Regions from separate parts of the Homo sapiens genome. Here all the other regions are linked to region 1. The links are chromatin contacts, found by Hi-C in ENCODE. All regions are on one chromosome and are shown on one strand. Each heading gives the region's core, a stretch centred on a gene start or an enhancer-like site at or near the end of the contact. The rest is flanking DNA. Distances are from core to core; before and after follow the strand shown. Region 1 overlaps STEAP1B (STEAP family member 1B). Region 2 has its middle 21 kb from the start of GIRGL. Region 3 holds the start of GIRGL (glutamine insufficiency regulator of glutaminase lncRNA). Region 4 overlaps OSBPL3 (oxysterol binding protein like 3).

What was found. A loop is a pair of places that touch in the nucleus more often than their neighbours do. Pooled maps may share reads with other maps.
Region 2: a pooled map shows a loop between it and region 1 (9-fold over the local background). The contact joins two enhancer-like sites. A Hi-C loop is called at or near these places in 9 of 37 single-sample maps with no recorded cell type and 3 of 50 pooled maps.
Region 3: a map with no recorded cell type shows a loop between it and region 1 (9-fold over the local background). The contact joins the promoter of GIRGL here to the enhancer-like site in region 1. A Hi-C loop is called at or near these places in 9 of 37 single-sample maps with no recorded cell type and 3 of 50 pooled maps.
Region 4: a loop to region 1 is called in a map with no recorded cell type, with 12 times the contacts of the local background. The contact joins two enhancer-like sites. A Hi-C loop is called at or near these places in 1 of 168 maps with a recorded cell type or tissue (posterior vena cava), 2 of 37 single-sample maps with no recorded cell type and 2 of 50 pooled maps.

What each region holds. Positions count from the first base shown.
Region 1 is chr7:22,445,629-22,448,794 of GRCh38, reverse strand. All of the region lies in intron 4 of STEAP1B (STEAP family member 1B), which reads left to right. Among named protein-coding and RNA genes, the nearest start is that of STEAP1B, 53 kb to the left of the region's middle. RefSeq lists enhancers at 650-719, 730-779. Within about 2 kb of position 1,614, at least 2 of the 41 ENCODE cell types and tissues checked have a DNase peak (open chromatin) inside an H3K27ac peak, as active enhancers do.
Region 2 is chr7:20,237,271-20,240,111 of GRCh38, reverse strand. No RefSeq gene overlaps it. Among named protein-coding and RNA genes, the nearest start is that of GIRGL, 21 kb to the right of the region's middle. Within about 2 kb of position 1,256, at least 5 of the 41 ENCODE cell types and tissues checked have a DNase peak (open chromatin) inside an H3K27ac peak, as active enhancers do.
Region 3 is chr7:20,215,844-20,219,100 of GRCh38, reverse strand. GIRGL (glutamine insufficiency regulator of glutaminase lncRNA) reads right to left here and starts at 1,524. Exons shown (of 4, transcript NR_134569.1): 1 at 1,479-1,524; 2 at 738-845. It overlaps MACC1 (MET transcriptional regulator MACC1), which reads left to right and starts at 1,717. Exons shown (of 7, transcript NM_182762.4): 1 at 1,717-1,802. RefSeq lists an enhancer at 693-1,892.
Region 4 is chr7:24,964,458-24,967,692 of GRCh38, reverse strand. The region is part of intron 1 of OSBPL3 (oxysterol binding protein like 3); the gene reads left to right. Among named protein-coding and RNA genes, the nearest start is that of OSBPL3, 14 kb to the left of the region's middle. RefSeq lists an enhancer at 1,357-1,516. Within about 2 kb of position 1,677, at least 11 of the 41 ENCODE cell types and tissues checked have a DNase peak (open chromatin) inside an H3K27ac peak, as active enhancers do.

The DNA of each region.
Region 1 (3,166 bases), core at 365-2,864:
TTCCATATCCCAGACTTCCACATGTACTCTTTCCTAATAAGATTGGCCTCAGAACATGCCTGCAGGGAGATATCATGAGAAACATTCTTTTTTCCCATCTTGCTTTCTGTGTTCAAAAAAAAAGTATACCTCTCCTGATTTTATGCTGCATTGTCTAAAGTTGTCATATTTATGTTGTTCTGAATAATTTCTTCATAATTTTAATGATAAGCCAATCCAGAAGAAAAATTTTAACATCTAAAGTCTTAAGATTATAGCAAATTAAAAAAATTAATTTGACTAATATTATTACTACACAGAATTATAATAGAATGATAACATATTTTTAAGCGTGAGGTCCCTTAAAAATGAGGTAATATTGGGGAAATGAAATGGAAATATGAGTTCAAGGAAAAAAGTTCTATTAAAAGATCATTCATGTATTTTAAAATTTTAGATGATAAATATATCATTTCTATCTATATTCCTTTGGATAATGGAAAAATATAATTGGTATCTATATTCCTTTGGCCATATAGAAATGCATTCATTAACATTTTGTTGTAAAGTGTCAATATTGACTACGTGCCATAATTACATCTTTGCAACTATTTTAACACGGGAAGGGAAACTTGAAGTCTCATCTGAAAAAGGTTCAAGAGGATATGTAGGTTTCTAAAATTGTTTTAGGAGATATGAGAGTAAACAATGTTGCCTCGCTATGATAAACCATAGATGAATAATGACTAGATGAATGAATAAGCAAACCAGCAACTGAAAGCAAGAAATCCCTTCTAGGGTAAATACAACTGAAAGCAAGAAATCCCTTCTAGGGTAAATGAAACCAATATGGGTTGCATGACGTTTATCCAATGCCTTCATGTCTTTGCATCTCAATTGCTCATCTGTAAAAAGGAGATGGTGATAACTGTTTGTGAGCCTTAGATGAGGTCATGCATGTAAATGTGCTTTGCACCTGGCAGGTCCTCAGTAAGTGTTTGCCGAAGTACTAGGTGGCAATGCAATTTGGGTATATCCATCTCTTCCTGTCCTAAGGGATGCTGGTCAGTGTACCAGAAGTAAAACAAATTGGCTTCTATGGCTGCACACCAGGACAGGTCTTGATTACATGAAGGACCTTACTAAACACCCTTCCATCCTAACAAAAATATGTGGAGCATTTGACCATTGCACAGGGATGAGTTCCCACTTTACTCCCACAAATGTGATTTGTGTCAGCTTTGCCCTACAAATGATGTGTTTGTGGACATTCCATCTTTGGAATCTATTAAAACAGTCATTGTCAAGTATTTATTTAGAGTCAATAGAACTACTATGTATTATATAAAATATAAAACACAGGCAGCATGCTTCATGCCAAAGTGGTTACTGAATCTACTCTTTTATAAATATACAATATTGACTGATCTTCCAACCAACTGAATTACAAGCTGACCAGTACACACACAAGAAGTCATTTCTTTATAACAGTTGATGACAGGCCTCTGTCACCAAACTGTATTGGAAGTTGGCCTGGCATTTAATAAGCAATGGTGACCAATTAAGGAAGTGAAATGCTTGTGCAAAGTGCCTAATATAATAAGGTTTTTGCCCATTACTGAGACATCAGTGATGTCCCAGAAGAGAAAGTGACTCTGGTTACAAAGTGGAACCAGGCCATGCTAAATTAGAGCTGCTTCTATACTAAGGCTACCAGTCATCTTTAACATCAAGAGTGCTCACTGAGCTCTTCAGACATTTACCCTAAAACAAGAGATGAATTTTAAAATGAGTCTTTTGATGCTCTCTGGAGAGCAAACCCTTAAGCTATATTCCTATAAAAATTAAGAATCTCATTCCAGACCCCAATTAAACTAAAAAATATTGTAGAGAGAGACAGAAAAATCAAGTTTCTACAATGTGCCAGCCACTGGCTAAGTGTTTTCCCAGATACTGTCTCATTACTCTTCACAGCACCATTGTGGGGTGGGCAGCATTCCTTCCATTTCACAGATGAAAATACTGAGGTTCAGGGAGGGTTCAACTTGGGACCAGGCTTGAGTCGTTTACCTGAAACAAAACCCACATTCTTTCCCCTTCACCTTATTAACTCTAATCTTGGCTGAAAAAAGTGAGTGCTCAGAAAAATAAGGGTTATAGAAGTGAGATTAGCATTCATATTCCAATGGAAGTGTCCATCAGAGTGGTTCTAAATCTTGGCTACGCATTGGAATTGCCAGTATTCCAGGGTTTGCACAACTTGCTTGTAAGAAATCTTAGGGCAGTGTTTATCAACCTATAGCAGGCTTCAGAACCACCTGGAGGTTTGTTAAAACAGATTTTTGGGCCCTGTCCCCAAAGTTCCCGATTCTGTCTTTCTGGGGTTGGCCTAAGAATCTGTATTTCTAACAAATTTCCTGTGGCTCCAGGTTGGGGACCTCACTTTGTGAACCACTGGCATAGGGCATTGTCTTGCAAAGCGCAGTCCTGTCCCAGAGTATCCAGGTTGGAATTAGGGACTCAAATGCAGGTTCTTGGCCCTGGCCCAAATCTATAGGATCAGATCTCAGAGGGTAGGGACCGGGGATCTGCCTCATAAACAAGTGTTCCAGATGATTCTTTCACTTGCAGAAGCATGAGAACTGTCATCCAATGGGTCTTTGAACTCCTTCATCTCATATACAGCCCAGCTTTTAAATACTGTCACATTTTGAACGACAACTGCACAGCAGAACTGCATTTACAGTTGACCATTAGCTGCTGCTGTGACTTGCTTCTGGTTATTTAAAATGCCCACAAGGGATCTCTTAGCCCATGCTTCATAAATAAAGCCCAAAGAAGAAATATTTATTCATTCATTTTTTTAAAAACTCTCCAGTTGTCAAGTTTCCGACTCATCAGGGGGAAAGACTGATTAGTGGTTGTTTCATGCTTCCCCACACAAGTGAAATCAGGAGGAGAAAAGCATTCTATAAAAGAGCTTATTTCCCTTCCTCTTCGCCTCTCCTGCCTCCTCATTTACCCTTAGCTATTCAGTTTCATCAGCCCTTGTGAGAATATAGCTCTGACTTTGAGTTTAAAGGGGTTGGGCTGCTTGGAGAGCAGTGCCCTCCCTGCTGCTCTTGCATCTGGGAAGCTGGATCACCACGGGGACTTCCCCCAAGCCGGAAAAGGTCGACCAAATCCC
Region 2 (2,841 bases), core at 7-2,506, 2.2 Mb after region 1:
AAGCAGAAAATAATGAAAAACAGACTGGAAGGATGGTTACCAGAGACTGGGAAGGATAGTGGGAGAGAGAGGGAGGTGGAGATGGTTAATGGTTACAAAAATAATAGAAAGAATGAATAAGGCCTAGTATTTGATAGCACAACAGGGTGACTCTAGTCAATAATAATTTATTTGTACATTTAAAAATAATTTAAAAAGTATAATTGGATATTTGTAACACAAAGTATAAATGCCTGAGGGGATGGATACCCCATTTAACTCTGATATTGTTATACATTGCATGCCTATATCAAAACATCTCATGTACCTCCCAAAATATACACATATCATGTACCCACGAAAATTAAAAATAAAACATTTTAAATAATAAAATAAAATCATAGAAAAAGCTAGTCAAGAAAGCCCAGGCAAAGAAAATGGAAGGATTGCCATTAGAAGTAGAAGGAATAGAAGGAGGTGGGTTTAGTGACTCAATATAGATTAAGAAGAACAAAAAACTCATTTGCAGAGCCAATAATGAATCAAGTTTTCAGAGATCTAATCCTGTGATTTCTGTTATACTTTTCTGTTTCCACAACAGTAGAATGAGAATAAAATGTACTGAAGAGCCATGAGGAGGTAAAGGAAAAAAAAATACTCAAATTTTAGCAGGTTTTTGAGATCTCATGAGACAAATTTTATTTCCAGAGAATTAATAACTCTATAGGATAATATAGTAAGGAAAAAAATTTTAGGATACACAACCTATACTTATAAAAACATGCTATTTTCCAGCAGTAAATTGAGGCACTGGGGATGTTGAATGTGTTTTTAAAAGTATTTTGAAATTTCAATTAAAAAGTTTTATTGAAAATGTTATTCATGACAGTGCTCCACTTAATGTTTCAGAAAAGTCATTGCTGATGTCAATATCTATGGAAAATGTGACATAATTTTTGTTTCAGGTCAAGGACTGCAGAAATAAATTTTTACTAATGATTACTTCCTCATTTTAATGAGGTACTTTTTTAGTATTGTTACTCTAAGGTGGTGACACCTCATTACTTGGCAAATTTACATGGTTTTCAGATTTCTGATTTATAGAAAGAAGACCGTGTGAAGCCCTAATTCACTCAGTTTCATTATGTATACAACTGATTAAAAAATAAGTCATGAGGGAACCACTAACAATGTGACTGAAACTTTGTGGTTATCTGCTAGACTGTTGAACTAATCCAACACACACACACGGAAGTTACGTTCTCTCTAAGACTGTTATGGCAGAGCAACTTCCAGCTGCTTATCCAAGTTCTATGCCGTGTAGCCTGGGCGTGGGCGTAGCTGTCACATGAACGCTTCAGGGGATCTGTCAGCATGGGAAGGACAAGAAGGTAATGGGCTTAGGATTCCTGTTCCATGCCCATGCTTGACGAAAGCTTGTTTAGAATATTCTTCTAGGATTCTTAAAAGAACATTGGAATGTCCCTGCGTTATTCCTCAATGTTGGCTGTGCTTCTCTGCTGGGGAAGGGGCTTATCACATGCGACCAAAGAGGAGCACTGTCTAAGCATCATTAGTTTCATCTCTTTTTTTTTCTTTTTGCGGGGGCACGTCTCCAATCTCATTCTTTCTCTGCTGTCTAATTCTCTATATTCTTGCTTCTCAAGGGGAGGGTCATGAACCAGCAGCATCACCTAGGAGCTTGTTAGACATGTGGAATTTCAAGCCCCCGCCACCAGACTTGCTGAATCCAAATCTGCATTTTAACAAAGAAGCCTTACACGCACATTGAACTTTGAATCTCTCCTCTACATTCACACATGCACAGGTTTCCCCTATCTGGCAAGGCTATCATCATACCTTGCCCCTGTTTCCTTGCTCTAATTATATTTTTCCTTTCTGTTATGGCCTGACTTACATGTGCTGCTTCAGATATTCCCTCCAGAACGCTCTGCAATCTGGCTTCATTTCTACCTGTAGTAGCACATGTAAGAGTCATTGCCCCTCAGCATCCTTTCTCCTTACCTCCCTGGGGATCTACCCCTCCTCCCTTTTCAGACCAGGGGCTGCATACCCTTCCCCCAGGCTACTGCGTATAACCACATTAAGTCAAATACTGCATAACATTCCTTCTGACCATGGTGATTGGTGCCCACAATGAGATTGTTTTGTGACCACTTAGAGCTAATGAGAAGTAATCAGAATTGATTGGGACTTCTGGAGAGTAAGAGTTCTTACTTTTCTTACTGTGGGGTTTCAGGATGACAGGATATAAATGCTAGGGTTTCTCCTGCAATCAGTCCTGCCTTTAGACCCAGGCAGAAGTGGCTTCTGCTCTGGACCCAGGGTTATGGTTTTCCTCTAGCTCTACTTCTTCACACTGGTCAGGGAATCTGAAAGGCCATGAGGGTTTACCACCCAGAACCCATGATATCCCCTTCTTCAGGAACCCAAGACTCTGAAATTCTCTGTCCAATGTACTCCAGTCTTGCTCCCAAAAAATTCCTTGGGCTGTCTCTCAAGGTGTGTCTTGCTACTGGTGGTATTCATACTTCTCCAGCTTGAGTGGTGGCCAGGGAAAGGTTTCTAGGAGGGGAGTGGACAGAGCTTTGTTCTGTGTGCCTTAGTGTGCACATGTGTCTGTCTATCCAAGTCCCTTTGTTATACAGGATGGAGCTGAAGGTGAAGAGAAGCAGACACCGACAGCCACCACTTTTCATTATTGTTGGTAGCTCATGAAACCTACCCCCACCTCTGCTCTGGAATGTCGCTGATGATGTCTTCATTGCCACAACTATCCCTCTGTTTTCTTTTTTTTTTTCCACACTTACCCTTTCATTTAGCACTATCGGCTCCTTTAGC
Region 3 (3,257 bases), core at 275-2,774, 2.2 Mb after region 1:
GCATTTAGGTAGCTTTTTAAATGTAAATGTTTTCCGGGAGACATAAAGATGGCATTAGGCATTAACACACACACACCTTAGAGTTAACATCTCAGTTATTTTATGTGTTGATTGTTTATCACAAACATCTACTTGTACATTAATGAGTTAATGAAGTAGGGATACAATGAGGCCTTGCCTTCAAATAGGAATGTAAGACTGCATAGGTACACACACACCCATGTAAACCAATGAAATGAGATATACAATGTGTTATGAGAGGAGCAGATGCAATATTATGAAATTGATTAGGAGGAAGAGAATAACTCAGATTAAGACAAACTGAGAAGGACATCTTGAAGAGTGTTTTTCATTGAGCTTTGGAAAAAATGAAATCTCTGAACATTTCAAGATGAGCAAAAATGGTTTCAGGGAGGAGAAATGCCATGCAGAATGCCCTCTGTAGGGTTTGGGGAAATTAAGAACCATTTGTTTTGGAAATAATATAATGACATAAAGGAAAGCTAGGTTCTAGTAGAGAGTTGAGGAACCTGTGACAAAAAGAAACAGAACAGCTCAGTTTGGATTGTGGGATGAGTCAAGGGGAAACTTCAAAGGGAATCTGGGTGGATTAGGTGATCTGGCAGCATGAAGCCAGGGATGCATCAGGGAGGAAGGGGTGGTTAGAACAGTAGGAGAGAAAGTGCAGAAAAGGGAAAGGAAACTTTTTCTTTGTCACCATTCTGCCATCTACTTACATTAGATGAATCCTTCTATTATGTTTCTGAACCCAGACCCAGCCAGGACTTGTCTCTATTCATTTTCTGGGCTGTGTCTAACAGGAGATAATAGGCTAGAGAGAGATGCTGTATGAACAAATAGAGAAACACATTTGTTTTAAACATTCTCTGTTGCTGATGTTGGAAAAAAATGTGAAACAATTATTGCACATTTCATTTCACTAAGTTTTACCTTTTTTCCCCTTTCCCCTAATTTTCTCTTTCTTGAATTTTGAACAAAATACACAGAAGGAAAACACAAAACACAGAAATGGAAAGTAAAATGGAAGAAAATATCAAGAAAACTTTATTCTTGCTTATATTTTAAAAGGCACATTTTAAAGTGTTATCTTAAAAATCCAGAGCATTTTAGAAGATGAAATGCCAAAAGGTCTCCATTATGTCTATATGTCTATGTCTTTGAGTGACAATCACAGTGCTGATGTAGAGGGAAAGGGGGAACTAGTTAGACACTGTCACTCACCTGGGAAGGCTTTATTCACCTGTTCCACAGGGCAGTGAGGCACCTTCAGCTCTGAATCACCGAAAGAGAATCTGGTGGGGCAAGTTCCAGCTGCATGAGGATTTGCTTGCATAAATATTTTTTACTTATTGCTAACACTGAGGGTGCCTTCTTACTCCCTGGCAAACATTAAACCACTTTTATTTCCTTTCATGGAAATAAGATTATATTTACAGATGGTTCTTAGATATACTCACCTGATTTTTTTTTAATTGCTTTTCCACCTGCTTCCCCTTTCTTCTTAGGGTGAAACTCTAGCCATACGCCCTCTTCTGGTTTCGGGTGAGGAGCCTGAATTGTGGGTATCGTAGTTCTCTTGCCTTTTGGGGTTTCTAGTTGGGCAGCTTTGGAGCCACAGTGGTAGAACTTCAAGTCCCAGGTGGCTCAGGAAGCAGGGGTGCAGTTGCCTGCCTGCATACGGAGCAAGGCATGTTTGAAGAGTACCCGGGTTTGGTAGAGTGACTTCTATTCACTAAAACCATGTGTCTGAACTGAAGAAGCTTGGGCTCACTTCCACAAATGTAAGTGCTGATTTTTTAAAAATAATATTCCTTTCACTATTGATATGTGCTACACACTAGGAAGTTGTATAATTTCCAGAAAAATGTAACAAACCAGCTGCTTAACAAATCAAGCCCTGCTTAAATAAAGGGAAGGTAACTGGTATTCTGTGGGCTTATGGGACATGTGTTAGAATAAACCTCATGACATAGAATAGAATAATACCTTGAGACATGGTTTAGAATAAAGTAGTTTATTTTAAAAAAAAGGAGGAACCCAGGTCACATTAACCATCAAAGGCAAAAACAAAACACTCTATGAGTTGCTTAAAATATGTAGATGGCTGAAATCCCCTAAAAACTTTAAATATCTCAAAAAGCATACAGGTATGTTAAAAAGACTGTGCTTTGAAGATAGATAAAGTTGCAATCAGCAGCCCCACTGCTTATTAGATTTATGACCATTGACAAGATGTTTCACCTCGCAAAGTCTCAGTTTCCTCATCTGTAAAGTGTGTGTGCATAACCTACCTCATTAGGTTAATAGCATTAAATTATGAATAAAAGATAATCATGTAATTAAGTTAAGGGGGTCATTAAATTAGCACAGTGCATTGTACTGAATAGACAGATGATACATGATGGAGGGTAACTTGGCTTCATCCTAATTAAGTTTCAATTAAGCTTGGAAAACACACCAAAGAAACAAAAAGACAAATACTGGATGATTCAACTTACCTGAGGTATCTGGAGTAGTCAAACTCACATAAATGATACTTAGAATGGTAGTTGCCAGGGGCTTGGGGGAAGGAGAAATGAGAGTTGTTTAATGGATATAGAGTTTCAGTTTACAAGATGAAAACACTTGGAGACTGTACAATAATGTAAATATATTTAATACTATTGAACTTAAAATTTGTAAGTGTAAACACTTACAAATGGTTAGGATGGTAAATTGTATGTTAAGTTTTTTACCACAATTAATAAAGATAGATTTTAAAAAATTTATTTTTAAGATCAAAAAGCATGTAGTGAAAATTCCAATGCCTTCCATTTATTAAAGGTCTTCCTAATTTCCTAAAAATGTCTTAAGTCTATATTCAGTGGGTCTAATTTAGGATTGATATTGACTTATCTATGTTAATGTCTGGTTTTTACATAGCAATTACTGGGTGATAATGATGAATTTCAGGTATATTCTTAAAGTTGTCTTAACCTCAGTGGTGATTCTTTTATGCCCCCCTGAACTTAATTACATGATTATCTTTTATTCATAATAGCGATTTTTAATATGATTTCATGGGTAGTGTACAGAATCTAGAAATTATGAAGTCATAATTATTAGTTACAATTTGCTTAAAAGCTTTAGTTATGACTCATTTTTAAAACTTAAAGCAAAAATATTATTTATTCCAGTTTTCTCAACTTCCTTGTAGCTAATTTACAAATAGAATATTTTTATCTGTTTGTGTTTTA
Region 4 (3,235 bases), core at 428-2,927, 2.5 Mb before region 1:
CCAAGAGGTAGGTAGGGGAAGGGTAACTAGTCACAAAGATTGGAGGACCATAAAATAATAATAATGGTAGTTTCTTAATGAAGTATTTGCTGGAAGTGAGACACTATTCTCTGTACTTTTTGAAAGAACATCACCTGATTTAATTCTCACAATCATTCTCTGGGGTGGGTACTTTTTCCATGATAACCGTTGAGTTGGGGAGGGTAATGTCAAAGAATAAACCAGGAGAGATCTCATGGGAAGGGTGTTAATAGAGCAGGACCTTGAAGTGTCCTGGTACAATTTCAAAAGGTAGAGAAATGGGAGAGAAGGACATTTCAGGTAGAGGGGAGTGATGAGCAAAGGTGAAAACAGTGTTATCCCTTGCAGCTGTAGGGTAAGAATTCATGGGAACCCAAGGGTGGTGCATGGCTACTTCATCCTCTGGCCATTGGAGAGCCACAGAATGTTTTGAGCAAGGGAATATGTGTTAATCAGTTCAACTGGTAGTCAAATACAAAAATTAAATGTTGTATGATTGGAAGATTTCTGTGTGTACACTGTGGGAAGGAGGGATGATAGGAAACAGGAAAAATTACCATAAAAATTTGAGATAATGTAGATGACCTGTGAATACAGATTTAGAGTGTCTGCAAACAGGCATTGTGATGGCTCATGCAAATTCAGTCTCTTAAGCTGAATTTGCCTGTGTGGCAGTGTATTGCTTATCTTATGTATTAGTCACTTAGGGGATGTTTTTCATATATTTTCCAGAAGACTGTGAATGGGGAATAAGCAAAGTGGCGGTAAATAAAAAAATGATTATTTGTTGACATAAATTTGTATGTATGTGATTTATATATGAATTTTGCCTGGGAAATAATGATCAGCCTCATGAGGCACAACAAGCCCAGCCTCTTTAGAGAGGCGTTGTGTTTGTACTAGCAGTTCTTTTACCTTATAAACATACATATACACAAACATAGTGTAAAACTCCACCCTAATTAGGTTTTCAGCTCAGTCTTTCTCTGGGCCAGTGTCTTCTTTAATTTTGTTTTGTGTGTGTGTCATTAAGGAATGATACCAATAATAGGGTGTCAAAAAGGAAAGACTTTGGCCTAAACATGGCTCAGAAAAAGGACTGCCTGGCCTTCTTCATGCACACCTGCCAATGCATCATACTTCTGACTTGTAATTCCTGTTTTTCTAGTCTTTGATCGCGTGGGGCAAAATAACATTCCAGCTTGTTTGTTACTTTGAGTTCTGCATCATTTGTTCCTTGATTAAGGGCCTGGAAGCCCCACTTGTTTGTGGCATCCAGAGGTCTTATTTTCCTGGGTGTGTGTAGCTAGGTGTAGATAGATCTTTATATTAGATGACTGCCTTTTCTGACCCACAGATAAGACACCTTTGTCTGACAGATGCTAGGGGTCAGAAGGACAGGATGTGGGAGTTTGGTTTCTTTTGTAAAATGTGCAGTGTGTGGTCTCCGCAGGTGCTGGATTTCTCTTCGCGGCTAAGAACTTCCCAGTCTGGGGAAAATACCCATGTTGTAGGAAGCGAGATCTGTGGGTCTTGCTGTAGCTAGTTAACTCAGGCTGAGGTTTAGCAAGTCATGGACCTCCCACATCCTTTTAACAGTACTGTTTCTCCTCTCTCTCAGATGACTTGTGTGAGACTTAGCCAGGTGTCAATGGATGTGAAGGGGGTTTGGAGGAAACAAGGGCAAGACAACATTCTGGCTGGACAGGGAGCCAGCTGGAGGGGTGGGGCCACATGAATGGGACACACCCTTGAGGGAAGTGGTTCTAAACCTCAGCAGTGTCAGAGTGTCCTGGAGGGACTGGTAAAACACTTGAGTTGAGTCCGTCGCAGTGGCTAATGCCTGTAATCCCAACACTTTGGGAGGCTGAGGTGGGAGGATTGCTTGAGGTTAGGAGTTCAAAACCAGCCTGGTTAGAATACTGAGACTCAGTCTCCACAAAAACAAACAAATTAATTATTTAATAAAACAGATTGCTGGGCCCCACCCCCACAGTTTCTGATTTAGTGGGTTTCTGATTTAATGGGACCTGAGATTCTACAATTCTAATAAGTTATTAGGAGATACTGACTCTGGTTCATGGACCCCTTAGCAAATCCAAGCATTGGTTCAGCAGGCAGAAGACCAAGTCTTAACCAGCCTGGAGTCCATTCTGATTCCGAGAAGAACCAGAGAATTCTGGTTATCATTAGATTGTCATAACCCCCTTATTTTATATAACACTTCCACATTTGTAAATCACTTTAATATATGTTTCTTCTCACAACAAAATAACCCTGTGAGGTAGGCAGGGGATTTATTAACCTTGTTGGACGACTAAGGAAAATAAGATTGAAGACAGATGACTGACTTACCCTAGGGGCAAAAATAGTTGAGCTCATACTTATATCTAGATTTTCTTACTGTAGATTTATTGCTCCTTCTACATTGTCTTTTTTCCTTGGAAAATACTACATTTTATTCAAATGATTTTGAGACAAAACAAAATTAGGGAGATGTAGAATCCTTTCGCTCATGCATTAACAGTAAATATTTTTTGAAGACATAATACAGAGCACATACTTATTGTTGAATAAATGAATGAATGGTTTCCATAACTTCCCTAACTACTTCTGAACTCATGCACTTTAGTGGCCCAGTAGTCTCAATTACAAATAATAAGAAAAGCACAATAATTAATTAATACAACATGCCTATTAAAAATACTTCCCAAAACATTGCCTTTAAAGCTAGTAAAAAGCTTAGAGATCATCTGCTTAGGTATTGCTCAATGTTTGTCCAACTTTACTTATTTTAATCACAGCCCCCAACACAAAACAACTTTTAAGTTTAGAATAGTTTTAGAGGTAGAGAAAAGATGTGAAGATAGTACAAAAAATTCCCATATGCCCCAAGTGGTTTTCCCATTGTCAATATCTTACCTTAGTATACTTTTGTCACAATTAATAGACCAGTACTGTTGCAGTATTAATAACTAAAATCTATACTTCATTCAGATTTCCTTAGCTTTTCCTTAGTGTCCTTTTGCCGTTCCAGGACTCCATGTGGGGTTCTACATTATCTTGGTTGCCATGTCTCCTTAGATTCCTCTTGGCTGTAATAGTTTCTCAGGCTTTCCTTGTGTTTGATGACCTCGAGAGCTTTGAGGAGTAGTGGTAAAGTATTTTGTAGAGTATGTCTCCACTGGGATTTGTCTGATGATTTTCTTGTATT